4 separate regions of the Mus musculus genome follow, and all the other regions are linked to region 3. A link is a loop called in an ENCODE intact Hi-C map of the cell type or tissue named here. Cell type or tissue: left cerebral cortex. All regions are shown on one strand. Each heading gives the region's core, and the rest is flanking DNA. Links, peaks and the distances in the headings are about the cores only. Region 1 overlaps Gm16223 (predicted gene 16223). Region 2 overlaps Gm16223 (predicted gene 16223). Region 3 has its middle 3.4 kb from the start of Mir6414. Region 4 overlaps Cpeb2 (cytoplasmic polyadenylation element binding protein 2).

Region 1 (3,396 bases), core at 630-3,129, 280 kb after region 3:
CTCCCAGGCAGAGCGGACACCTCTCCTCTGGAAGGGAAGGTGCCCAGATGTCTAGAGCCCAAAATGGGGTCTGTCTCAGAAGCTGTCCTCTAGGGACCTTGGGGGTGTCTGCCAACTCTGTGCCCAGGTGACCAAGTGCTGGCGCTGACTGGAAGGGACTTGTGACCCTGGTCAGGATGGGTTTCCTGCTTCTCTAATGCTGTCTCAGGTCCCAAGGGATTGGATTGGAACAGAAGTTGTGTTCCACTAGCCCGTAGTCCTAAGATTGCATGAAGAGTCCTCTAGGGGACCTTGGGGGCATCCCAAGGCTAACTTCTTAGATGACCCTATGCTGTGCAAAACTGACAATTAAATCTAAGACAAGCTCGTAGACATGCCTATGACTCCCAACATTTCCATTTGTTGACATTACTACTACTACTACTAGTATTACTAGTATTGCCACTACTACTACTATACCATTGTATTAGAACTCTTTACAAAATATTTATTCTTTCAGTTAAATTAAAAACTTTAATACTCCAGAGCTGGCTATAGGCACTCAACCATAGGTCAGACCTTTGGATCTTGTTTTGCTTTTATAACTGAATCCTTGTGCCGTTTTACCAACATCTCTCAGTTTCCTCTTTTCCAGAGCCCCGGCAAAGACCAAATAACCCTCTACTTCCATGTGTTTGACTAGTTCAGCTTCCTTATAAAAGTGTGATTGTAAGGAATTTGTCTTTCTGAGCCTGGTTTAGTGATATACTTAGTACAATATCCTACAGTTTCTTTCATGTTGTCACAGACTGAAGAGTGCTCAATGCTAGATTTTTTTTTCACTCATTTATCCATTGATGAATGTTGAGACTCTTTCTATATGCGGCCTAATAAACAATACTGCAATATACATGGATGTAAAGATGCTTCCCTAAGGCACTGATTTGTATTTCCTTTATTAAATACCCAGAAGAGGGGTTGCTGGATCATAAACCTGTTATCCAGGTTTGAGGAAGGAGTTAGTTATACTTAGGTTGTATCATACTTATTTAATATCTCCTTATTCAAAGCTTTGTTAATTCTGGGATATCAACTTCCATTTTTTTATATAATTATAACACACCATGCATGCCCAGATACACAGATCTCTCTCTCTCTCTCTCTCTCTCTCTCTCTCTCTCTCTCTCTCTCTCTCACACACACACACACACACACACACACACACACACACACACACACAAAACAAACCCCAAAACACTCTTCCCTGGATTCATAGTTCATGAGGTGGAAGAATAAGAGGAAGAAAGAAATGTCCTTACTGAAGTGTTTACAGTGATGACTATTAGGTAATAAGATTAGAAAATAAATTTTGTGTTACATGTCCCTCCTTTTCTCCAAAGAAAGCACATACCTCTCCAAATAAGACGGTGAAGTACAATAAACATGATTTTCAAAATACTTCTGAGCTGTGGCACATTCCACTGATGGGCCAGATGTGAGGGGCAGGGACTTGGGCTTTCTGACCTCCTGGGGCTCTCTGCAGGCTCAGGATTTTATGAAGCCTCAGCTGTTCTACATTCCTGCAGCACCTGCCACAACAAAGAGAGGCCTTCTGCTGAGCATACTAATGTGGATGTACATGCCTTCAGAGAACAAAGAAACCCAGATGAGCAGGTCATTAGCCTCCCTTGGACACTGTCCATCTTATCCTTGCCTGAGCCCTCTGGAGGAGGCACAGATCCACCTGCAAGGGAGGATGTCTCTTATTGAGTCCCCAGAACTTCCCTTTGTCCTCTCGGGTGGTCTCATCCTTCCTTGTTCTGGTTTCTGGTCTCTGCTTCCCATTTGGCTTATATCATGTTTCTATCTTGTTCTGAGACCTAGTTAGCATCTGTTCCTCTGGCGTTGCCTCTGTATTCTCTCTAGAGCACCAATGTAGCCCCACATATCAAGGCTAAATGACAGGCTGTATCCTCAGGGGGCCAAGGACAGAATGAATGAGCTCCTCTTCAATCCTTATAGCTTCTTCCTGACTGTTTTCTTGTCTTCCCTACTGCAGAGTTCTCTCACATTCAAAATTATCAGCCCTCTTCTTGGCTCCCTACAGAGAAGCCACAGTGGGGTCTTCATATTAAAGTTTCCTTTCAAAATCTACCCAATTCCTGCCATTTTCCCCAAATGGTGATTGTTAAAGAAAGAGAGTAGTTTGCTCGCCCACCTCTTTGGGTCAAGAAGAGGAGTGATTATCCTGGTGTTCTCTCAGCCGAATACCTATCTGAGATGTGTTTATAAGTGGGTGAGAGATTAGAGGGCATCTTAGAAGTAAGGTGTAAAAGGTAAAATCTATACGCTTCTCTGTGCTTCAACATAGCGGTTTCTCTTTTGTTTTTTTCTTCAGTGCTATTACTGCTCTTTCATGAGGATCCTATCCTTACCCAAGGAAACTTGGTGCACAGTGAGCCATAATTTACTTTTCCTCTTGATTGTGAGGCAAGGCAGACTGGTTATTCTCACCTCTGTAATTGCTTGGCTACATGCACAGAGTTTTGCTGCTCCTGCTCAGGTTGTACATATAAGGGTATACACATAAGCATATGTATTTGATTTTGTTTGCTTGGTTGAGTTTGTGAGACATGGTATTATGTAGCCTAGACTGGCTTTGAACCTTATATGTAGTCAAGGATCACCTTGAACTTCTGGTGCTCTTGCTATTTGCTTCCTCAGTGCTAGAATGACAGTGCAGCCTACTACACCTGTATGTTATAAAACTTTATTAATTTTCTAGTAATTTGAATTCATTATTCTCATGGTTTCAAACCTAAGCAACTCACTTAAATCCAGCCTTGACCCAGACCCAACACTGAAACTCTTGTCTGAAAACCCAAGGACTAAGTGATATGTTTTTGGTTGGCCACTATTCCTTTAGTGCAAGCATAATGTGCTTATTATAGGTGTGTGTGTGTGTGTGTGTGTGTGTGTGTGTGTGTGTGTGTGAGAGAGAGAGAGAGAGAGAGAGAGAGAGAGAGAGAGAGAGAGAGAGAGAGAGAGAATGACTATGCTGCCTAGGGGATGAGGCATACTTTTGTCCACAGAAATGTGCTATCTTCCCCTAAGTTAATTGTGGACCAAGTTTCTCTCATTCTCCTCATTCTCCCATTGACCCATGGCAAAATGCCACTGTAGAGACTTGGTCCTTTTCCAGTAGTGTCCACGAGACTCTCACATTTTCTCTGTGCTCTGGGACCAGCTTCTTTCCTGACTAACAACAGGATTTATATGAAGACTTACTGGTGCTTGTGTAAGTAAATGAATCACACCATGTGCTGTGTTGAATCCAGTGGGGTCAATGAAGAATAGAATCTGTGGTCTCCTCTGAATGTTCTCTGATGAACTAAGCTTGAAATGGTTTGGTGGGAA
Region 2 (3,396 bases), core at 308-2,807, 290 kb after region 3:
AAAACCATATCTGCTATTCTCTTTCTCATATTGAAGGACTTATATTGTACTGGTAATCTCTGCCTTCTTTTCTCTCATGTTTTCAAGAACATAAAAGCTATGATTCCTGTTGGCCTGCTACTGATGCCTCCAGATTATGTTCTCAGTCTCTGAGTCTGAAAATCCTTTCATGATCTTCAGCCAGGGAACTGAGAACAGCACACATGACAACTGGTGCTAATCTGCCTTTCTTGAAAGGAACTCGGAATGAGACCTTCTTTGTAGTTGTTTATAGACTTTCATATGGCCACTCGGGGAAGAAATATGTTAATCTACCAGCTTGCTAAGTCTGCCATAATACCTATCCACATGGGAGGTAATTTTAATTGTAAAATTTACCCTCTTCCAGATATGGGGGCTAGTTATTAGCAGGACTATGATCTCTTTCCAAGCACCAGAGAGATATCTCTCTATGTTCCTTTTCTATTTTCTGATGGTTGCCTACCAACCTTAGTACATCTTGCAGATGTGTCACTCTAACATCTGTCTTCAATGCCACACAATGTTCTCCCATATGTCTTTATGCATGCATTTATAAACAACTTTTTCCCTTCTTACAAGAAGGAATGACATCTAGAATTACTCCTTTTTTAAATATGGTCCCATTAGTAATGGAGTTTAAGAACTGAAAGTATCTCTCTGAGAGACAAATCCACTGTATTTTATGACAAATAATGGAAGTATCTCATAGTTTTATTCTCCATAGACGGCCATACTATATGTTAGTTAATTGAATATTACTCCAAATTATATTTGCCACAATGCAATACTTCGCATGCAGAACCTGGGCCCAAGGGCAGGACATTCAGGCAGTGAGTCTTAGTTACCAAGATACTTTACGCTGTGGCTGGTGTCTTCTTTGTCTGTGGTAGATGACTCCTGTCATCCTGCAGTTCTCTGCAGTTGGTAGGCTGCCTGCTAAGTGCCTCTCACTTGTTGTGTTTTACTTTGGTCTTACAGGTCTTGGTAGCAGTTCATAGTGGCTTATTAACTCCATTCTCCTCCAGTGGTCATGTCATCGACTTCTCATTGGAAGAAATGAGAAGAATGTTTGTCTTCTTATTGCCAGGTAGATGTCTAGATTTTCATGTTTCTTATGTGTTTGTATTATTGTTTGATTATTTTCTTGGGCTCTTATACCATTACCACTCTTCCAAACCTTATTCCACCTTAATTACTTCCAACACCCCACCCCAATCACTAGGTAGGAAAGAAGACTAGAGTGGGAAGTGGTTATAGAACTCTATAGTATACTTTCTGATGATTAGGGTCATTGGGTTCCTTGGGGGCAAGTCCAACTATTGTCATCAGAATATCCAGCTATCGAGCAAATCAGAAACCAGCAATCCAGCAATAGGAAATGTGTTGTTCATTTCCAGAGAAGGATATGGTGTCTGGAATGTCATCCTTTAGAGGTCTTGACTTTTTATGCATAATGAGACATTGCCCCTGGTGCCAATACCTTTATCTATTCAGCAATAAGGCAATGGTACTACGTGTGGATAACATTATAGCCTCTTGAGGGAGCTCAAGGCCTTTTACCACCGTCTGCATCTACTCTGCAAAGACAGAAGCAATCTGTGAAATTAAGGATTAAATGACAGATATATACAGAAAAAAAAAAACTACATGCAAGATATATGGGAATATTTAATGGGAAAGAAAAAAAGAAAGGCTCTGATTTTTTTCTTGCAAGGAGAATAGTTCATCTTTAAAGAGTTCATCTTTAAAGGGCCAGAGAATGGCGTTTTTCCTATTTGTCAAGCAGATATCTACAGGAATGAGGGATGAGAGGCAGTTGAAGTCAGTTCTCTCCTGGTTTGGCACAGTGACAAGAGAGGAGTTTTGATCTGTTCTTTTCTATTTCTTGGAGTGGGAAAATCTGAGATGCAGAGTTCAAGCTTAAAGTCATAGCATTAATGAGAATCCTTATGGCTAGTCTGCCCCTGTGTCACAAATTCTTCCAGGACTTGTATGAATTTGATGGGACCAAGGTCCTTATCAACTCTTAGCCCTATGAGAATACAAAACAGAGGCATGAAAACATGCAAAAAGAAATCAGTCCACTTTGCCACAGACTGCAGCTTCTCAGAAACTGAGCTTCTCCAGCTACAATGTAAACATTATACCCAGCTAACAAGCTATCAGGAGATTCATAAGAACACTGGGATAGAAATACCTAGCCTGCTGCACACACATGTGCACACACACACACACACACACACACACTGTGTAGTTGTTCATCAGGTGTTGGGTACAATAACAGGCATGGGTCTGGGTACCTAATGATATCGGCTGCTGTTAATGAGCTCTATGTGACAAGATGATTAATACTGTGTTATTTCATTCCTTCACTTCAGCAGTTTCACTAGGTGTATCCCGTATTCTCCAAATGCTGTCACAGATGTCAGAGAGGCTGAGGGACATTCTGGGCTCACACAGCTAGTAGATGTTTGAGCTGGAATTTGAATGTATGATGGTCTGCTATGCTATGGCAATGCTTTTCATCTCCAGAGTCCATCAGTGCCAAATTCTAGCTCCTTTATGGAAGCTACCATTGAACCTTGCGTGCTATGTGTCCCATAGGGGGATGGGGTCTGGACTGAGGATATGGTGGTAGCCAGCCTTAGAGCATTGCTAGATGCATGCCTTTGCTGCAAACACCAGCTGTTGAATTGTTCTCTCCTCCATGGACGCAGAAGACACTGATGTATTTGAGTGCCACTTTTTAATCAAGGAGACTATCCATCTCCTGTTGTCATTTGATCTTTCTTGAAACAACAGTCACAAATCTCCAGGCAACACAGACGTGATGCAGGCAAAATGAAAGAGGAGGTGGTAGCATCTTGCTCTCATTAAGGGTTGAGGAGAAAACACACAGCTCTGCCTCAAGTGTTTGGGGAATGTGTTATTTTTAGAAAAGAACATTTTGTGATTTTAGTTGTTTGATTTCTGAGAAGGCTCTCCTTTTAACTTTTTCTTTTCAGTACATTGCAGGATCAAAAAGGAAGGATAGACTGAGTAAAAACAATCAATCAACAAACACAGATTGAGACCCTTGTGTGTGCAAGCACAGAGGTAGAAACAGAAAGTGCTTAGGCTTTGTCCTTGCGCTCTCGGGTGCTTCGGACTTACTAAGAAAGACTGCCATTCTGTGTATGTATACAACCCAGATAAAGCGGTTGGATTCACAGCAAGAATAATATCCAGAAACGTAACAACTGTAGAACCTTGAAAAATGGATGGAGTTGTTTATTCATTTGTCCTTCCAATGAGTATGCATTGAACATCTTCTCTGTGTGTAGCAGAAAAGAGAAAAAGGAAGGTAAATAAGACCTTGCTCCTACTCTTGAAAAG
Region 3 (3,396 bases), core at 331-2,830:
CTCCTCCTTTGGGACCCCAAGCTCAGTCCAAAGGTTGGCTGTGAGCATCCATCTCTGCATTTGTCAGACTCTGGCAGAGCCTCTCAGGAGACAGCCATATCAGGCTCCCGTCAGCATGCACTTCTTGACAGCCACAATTGTGTCCTGGTTTGGCAACTGTATATGGGATGAATCCCCAGGTGGGACAGTCTCTGGGTGGCCTTTCCTTCAGTCTCTGCTCCACATTTTGTCTCCATATTTCCTCCTGTGAAGAAACACTGAAGCATCCAACTTTGGTCTTTCTTCTTTTTGAGCTTCATATTCTGTGAATTGTATCTTGTGTAACATTAAGACTAATTTAAAAGCATTTGGAGTAATATCCACTTATCAGTGAGTGCATACCATGTGTGTTCTTTGGGATTGGGTTACTTCACTCAGGATGATAGTTTCTAGTTCCATCCATTTGCCTGCGATTTTCATGAAGTCATTGTTTTTCATAGCCGAGTAGTACTCCACTGTGTAAATGTACCACATTTTCTGTATCCGTTCCTTTGATGAGGAACATCTGTGTTCGTTCAAGAGTCTGGCCATTATAAATAGGCTGCTATGAACATAGTGGAGCATGTGTCTTTGCTATATGTTGGGGCATTTTTTTGAGTATATGCCCAGGAGTGGTATTGCTGGGTCCTCAGGTAGTACTATGTCCAATTTTCTGAGGAACTGCCAGACTGATTTTCAGAGTGGTTGTACAAGCTTGCAATCCCACCAGCAATGGAGGAGTGTTCCTCTTTCTTCACATCCTCACCAGCATCTGCTGTCACCTGAGTTTTTGATCTTAGCCATTCTGACTGGAGTGAGATGGAATCTCAGGGTTGTTTTGATTTGCATTTCCCTGATGACTAAGGATGTTGAACATTTCTTTAAGTGTTTCTCAGCCATTTGAGTTTCCTCAGTTGAGAATTCTCTGTTTAGCTCTGTTCTCCATTTTTAAATAGGGTTATTTGATTTTCTGGAGTCTAACTTCTTGAGTTCTTTGTATATATGGGATATTAGCCTTCTATCAGATGTAGGGTTTGTAAAGATCTTTTCCCAATGTGTTGGTTACCTTTTTGTCCTATTGACAGTGTCCTTTGCTTTATATTTTATAAGGTAAGCAATTTTATAAGAAGCAATTTTATGAGGTCCCATTTGCTGATTCTTGATCTTAGAGCATATGACATTGGTGTTCTGTTCAGGAAGTTTTCCCCTGTGCCCATGTGTTGGAGGCGTTCCCCCACTTTCTCTTCTATTAGATTCAGTGTATCTGGTTTTATGTGGAGGTCCTTGATCCATTTGGACTTGAAGTTTGTACAGGGAGATAAGAATGGACCAATTTGCATTCTTCTACATGTTGACTGCCAGTTGAACCAGCACCATTTGTTGAAAATGCTGTCTTTTTTTCCCACTGGATGGTTTTAGCTCCTTTGTCAAAGATCAAGTGACCATAGGTGTGTGGGTTCATTTCTGGGTCTTAAATCCTATTCCATTGATTTACCTGCCTGTCGCTATACCAATACCATTCAGTTTTAATCACAATTGCTCTGTAGTACAGCTTGAGGTCAGGGATGGTGATTCCCCTACGTTCTTAATGGTAAGAAATCTGTGTGGAAATTGCCAGCTATGACTGAAGGTGGCCACTGGGGGGAGCCAAAAGGATGTGGGTAGACAGGCAAGTCTTAACCGACTTGCTATTTTAAGATGCTGGCTATTAGAAGAACTTGGTCAACAGGATGCTGACATGTGGCTCAGAGTGATTCAAAGGTAAGTTTTCTGGAAAAGTCAGTTGCAAGATCAAATGTTTTTCTGATTAGTGTAATTCGATTGTGTGGTGAGTGTTTGTTGTGGGTAATTCAATTTTTCTTTGACCTTGGCAAGCCTGCTGGCACACTCTCTACGTTGGAAGACAATTTTCTACCTCTCTGGAATACAATAAGCCAAACCTGGGTTGCATCAAGGGCTGGCAGACCTGCCATCTTCGGGAGGTACCCGTATCAGTGGCATCCACGGAGCTAAAAGTCAGTGCTGTTAGTGTTTGCCTCTGTCCTTTACAGGAACACTTCAGCAGAAACAAAAGGACTTTTTCCTTCTACTTTGGCTTTTTAAGAGAAAGCTTGGTGGTATTAAGCTTTTCTAATTCTGAGCATTGGCCTCTAAAGTTCAGTGAAATCAAAGCTTGGCTATGCTGCAGTTCACAGAGATAAGAGCTTTTCATCAGTGTGGATACCAGGAAAAAGAACATAACACTACCAACACCATCAACTCCACCAACACCACCAACAAATGTAGGTAGGGGACATTTGCATCCCAAAGTGTTCTGGGCAGAAACAAGAGTTTTAATTCACCGTGATTTTGTCATTTTGACTGAGGACCATTTTTTTTTGTCCAAATAATGCAATAAATAATAAAATGTCCTGCAAAGAGCATAACCCTTGTAACAAAATCTTATCATTATTTGTACAACCCTCATAGGTTTAAAAAAAAAAAGCTTTTAAACAGGGACAACATTCTACACAAATTTAAATATCTGCTCAGAAGGTATTCTTTGCAAACATTTAGAGGATGTTTTTCTGAGAAGGTGAATCTATCCTCTCTTTTTTTTATTATCTATATTGCTATCCAGCATACAGGCAGCAGGGGGGAGTGTTTCTCTATTTTTTCCTACATACTCTTTCTACTCCCCAGCTTAGCCAGGGAAGAGACCAATAATTCTTTAATTCAAATCTGTTCACAAGTGCACCCCATTTGATAGATTCTAGTCGTTGCTCTCTCTTCCCCCAAATCTTTAGGGGACAGGAGCTTCCAGCAGTCAGCTAATGATTATACAATGGAGGCTGGCAGCTTGGCTTGTTGGCATGAAGTCCTTCCCTCTTCACCCTGTTCCTTCCTTGTCATTCCGCTCAGCTCCCATACATCACTTGCCGTAATCAAGTCATAGAAAACAAAAGTAAATTATGGAAATTCACAGCTTATTTTTTTTTTTCTTTTCATTTTGCAGATGAGACTCAGGATTTGGAAGGCAAAACAAACAAGCAAACAAACAAAAAGAGGGTTGATTTTGGTACTCTGTGAATGATGCCAAAGTGAAAAAGAGAAATAAAGGTCAGAGAGGGAGAGGCTGGTCATGGATGAGTGTTTATTGATGTGCCTGGGGCCATCTTCTATAACTCCTTATGTCCGGATAACACCACGGTAGACTGGAGGTCATTAGGACCCCTCTGCTAATGAGGAGAACGGTGCTGAGCAACTTGCCCAACTTTTGTGCTGCTTGAAAATGATAGAATGAGAGAACTGTAAGCCCAGACTCCATCCAAAGCTGAAGCCCTCACCTGCCAATGATCAGCAGAAGGCAGCTTGTCCCTTGTATGTCTCGGTCATCCC
Region 4 (3,396 bases), core at 646-3,145, 1.3 Mb after region 3:
GCGGCGGCGCCGCAGCAGCCGCAGAGCCGGAGGTCACCCGTCAGCCCGCAGCTGCAGCAGCAGCACCAGGCTGCCGCAGCCGCCTTCCTGCAGCAGAGGAACTCGTACAACCACCACCAGGTAAGGCGTGCGCGGTGGGAACAGGAGCCGCCAAGCCCCCTCGAACGCCCCGGGCGCTCCGGCTTGGCGGCGGACCCGGGGTCGGGGCAGCACTCTCGGGAAGGCGGGCGGAGAGTGAGCAGCTAGGGCTGGGTCCTTCCCCGGGGTGACCGAGGGGACCAGAACTGGGGTTGTTCCCTTCTGGAGTTTGTCCTGAGCTGGGCTAATGAAGCCGAGGCGGCACCTGCAGCCGCACCCGCGGGCTGTCAGAGCTGGGAGGAACTGTCAGTCTGCGCGCGGCGGGCGGCCGCGGGCTGGAGTGCTCTCGACTTCTGCTCTTTTTAATGTTTGGTCACATCTTGAAGGGTTGAAGACCCAAGGCGCCCTTGAATCTAGGTTTTAATGTGTTTCCTCCTAGATGTCTCGACATGGGTGTGTACCGGAATCAGGGGGTATGCGGTATCATGAAATGACACCAAGCAGGCGCTTGGCTACTCTGTGTCCTTTCTGACTCAGGATGTTTTCTGTTATTGCCCCCAACCCGGACTCCGCCCAAGGCAGATTTTGGGTGGCCGTTGAGTTCGCTGATGTTGAGAGTTTCCTTGACCTTTAGTGGGGATAGCATTTATTATGGTGATCATTCGAAATCCAATGTCAAGATGAGGGATTGTCATGGAACCAAAATTTGACCTTAACTGGTTCTTCTCATAACTTTTCTGTTGACCAAAGTTTTCAAGAATGGATGCTGATTAAATTAACCAACGTCACAGTTAACAGTCTATCGAAATTAACCCAAGTAAAAGTTAACAGATTTGTTGGATTGTCTTTTATGCCCCAAGAATGGGGAAATATCAACTTTTGAAGTAATACACAATTTCCCATGGCTTATATGAGCAACTGTCTTTTGTGTGTCGGACTCTTCTCTTTTTAACTACAAGTTTGCCATTGAAATTGATAAATAATTTTGAATTCCCACAGTCAAAATAGAACGTTAGCAGGACATACTGCCGTGATTTGTATTTAACTGTAGTGTGCTCCAATAAACAAAAAGAAATGGGTTTTACCTTGGACTGTAAGAGGTCACACGGCTTTCATATGGAATTTTAGGTCACTGGAGAGGAACTTTGAACTGTGAGTCATTTAGTAGGCAAAATAAGGCCCTAGTGCACTGGGTAATTGTGCCTTGGCTCCTGGGCTGTGCTTTTCAGCTATGAGGACGGAGGAGGCTGTGTTTGCATGATTAAATTAGCATTTAAAACCCTGTAGTAGCATCCATTATCAAGGTTTTAAAATTTTCTTAAAGGAAACGTTTAACTTTATGATTACCATATTTATTGGGTTTTAGAAAGTCATAATCTATATTTCCACTGTCTAAATATTCCCAGAAAAATTTAGCCTTAGTTTATCGACAGTACAAATACTAGCAATTCCCAGGTCCTTTTAAAAAATGTACTGTGAATTTTCCATGTTTCGATGACTTAACTTGTCATCGACTCTATATTTGAATATAATTTGCTTTTGAATGTCAATGAACTTAACAGAGACTTGCCTTAAGATTACTAAAAATAAGCAAAGCCTGTGGTTGTTTATTGTGTATCTCAGTGGATCCACCTATGGGTAGCATCAGATAATTGCTTAGCAGTTCAAGGATAATTAAGTGAAAAAAAGAAAAGAAAACTGGAATAAAATACCTTAAAAGTTAAATTAACAATTCAGGAAAATGAAGTTGGGTTTTTTGTTTTGTTTGTTTGTTTGTTTGTTTGTTTCACCCTGTATTGACGTGTCCCTTAAAGGCATCTTCAATTCATTCTTAATGTTACCACTGTTTTTTGTTTTGTTTTGTTTTCCCAGAGTAGCCCAAACTGTTTAGAAAGCCTAAGGTCTAAAAAATTTGCTCCCATAGCTGAGGTCATTAAGAACATTTAACTAATACTAATTTAACGAGTAGAATATTGGTTACTTTAAGGATTTTCAAAGCTAACTGCAGCTTCAAAGTATATTTTTAGTAACTATCACAAGACATCACTGCTTTAGTAGATAGGAGGGTGAAAACTTCCCTAACTCGAAGTAAACAAGATTTCAAATAGCAAGATGGGAAGATTTCTTTTTGGAAGCCCCTTAAGAAATATTCTATTGGCTTTTGCGTTTCTTTCTTTATGGTCTCATTAAATTCGTGGTTCTAAAACTTAAATTATACGCTCTCTAAGGGCTGTAATTTAAATAGATATATTTTCCTCAGCCTCTTCTGAAACAGTCTCCTTGGAGCAACCATCAGAACAGCGGTTGGGGCACTGCGAGCATGTCCTGGGGAGCAATGCACGGCAGAGATCACCGCAGGAGCGGCAACATGGGGATCCCAGGGACTATGAATCAGATATCTCCGCTGAAGAAGCCGTTCTCGGGTAATGTTATAGCACCACCGAAATTCACTCGCTCTACTCCATCACTGACTCCAAAATCTTGGATTGAAGATAATGTGTTCAGGACAGACAACAATAGTAACACACTCTTACCCTTACAGGTAAGAATGGTATGTAAATATCCTCATTTCTAATGTTTATCTTTCAAAATAGGAAGTGGGGTGGTTGGAGGCATCAGTAGCCGTATAGGAAGATTAACAAAATTAATGTTCTAATTTTTAAGCATATCATTTAATTATTAGAGGGTAAAATACACAGAGGAAACAAAGAATTTCTCTGTAAATACACAATGAATGGAAATAAGCTTCCAAACATTTTAAAAAACTATGTTTCTCTCATACAGATTGAAGCCTTTAACTGGCAGTTCCTTAAAAGTGCTTGTTGTCTATTTCTAAATAGACAAGCAAAAATTGTCTTTCCGATTATATAGCCAAGATAAAAAAATTGTAACTGCAGTTGTGCATAGGTTTTTCTGTGGTCAGCTGTGTACATGTTAGATTATTCTTAATACTGCTGTGATTGTGGTACAAAAATATTAAGACTCTGAATCTAATTTAAATTACCTCACTGGTTCAGTGACTATAAATATAGACATATGTGTATATGTGATTTTTTTTCCAACTGATGATGGCCTAATAATATTAATGGAAATCATTTTTCCAGAACTGTTAATATTTTGTGATTCTTGCCAATGAGATTCAGTTTTTCTCAAAACTGTTAAGAGGATGAAACAAAAATTTAAGATAGTTTGATTGTTTTTCATTTCTATTTTTCTTTTTCTTGGGTGGGATGGGGAAGAGAACTGCTCATTTCTGATGCAAACTTCTATGCTATTGAAGGTGAGATCTAGTTTGCAGTTGCCAGCTTGGGGCTCAGA

The links. A loop is a pair of places that touch in the nucleus more often than their neighbours do. Peaks named below come from ENCODE experiments on the same cell type or tissue, not always from the same donor. Only the 100,000 strongest peaks of a DNase experiment are listed, where the experiment ranks them.
Region 1: it touches region 3 in a loop (3-fold over the local background); 3 of 42 quality-filtered maps call a loop at or near these places.
Region 2: a loop joins it to region 3, with 4 times the contacts of the local background. A loop is called at or near these places in 4 of 42 quality-filtered maps.
Region 4: a loop joins it to region 3, with 6 times the contacts of the local background. A loop is called at or near these places in 7 of 42 quality-filtered maps.

Annotation. Positions count from the first base shown.
Region 1 is chr5:42,163,350-42,166,745 of GRCm38, forward strand. All of the region lies in intron 1 of Gm16223 (predicted gene 16223), which reads left to right. Among named protein-coding and RNA genes, the nearest start is that of Gm16223, 97 kb to the left of the region's middle. In left cerebral cortex, for the core only: no CTCF peak of the experiment used is centred there; a DNase peak (open chromatin) is centred at 1,654.
Region 2 is chr5:42,172,743-42,176,138 of GRCm38, forward strand. All of the region lies in intron 1 of Gm16223 (predicted gene 16223), which reads left to right. Among named protein-coding and RNA genes, the nearest start is that of Gm16223, 110 kb to the left of the region's middle. In left cerebral cortex, for the core only: a CTCF peak has its summit at 1,548; DNase peaks (open chromatin) are centred at 1,553 and 2,490; H3K27ac peaks cover 423 bases.
Region 3 is chr5:41,886,267-41,889,662 of GRCm38, forward strand. No RefSeq gene overlaps it. Among named protein-coding and RNA genes, the nearest start is that of Mir6414, 3.4 kb to the right of the region's middle. In left cerebral cortex, for the core only: CTCF peaks have their summits at 1,656 (motif pointing right) and 2,662; DNase peaks (open chromatin) are centred at 1,667 and 2,705.
Region 4 is chr5:43,234,969-43,238,364 of GRCm38, forward strand. It overlaps Cpeb2 (cytoplasmic polyadenylation element binding protein 2), which reads left to right. Exons shown (of 12, transcript NM_001368806.1): 1 at 1-120; 2 at 2,339-2,620; 3 at 3,359-3,396. Gm7854 (predicted gene 7854) reads right to left here and starts at 386. Exons shown (of 8, transcript NR_028417.2): 1 at 1-386. In left cerebral cortex, for the core only: a CTCF peak has its summit at 1,721; DNase peaks (open chromatin) are centred at 1,167, 1,738 and 2,455; H3K4me3 peaks cover 2,500 bases; H3K27ac peaks cover 2,341 bases.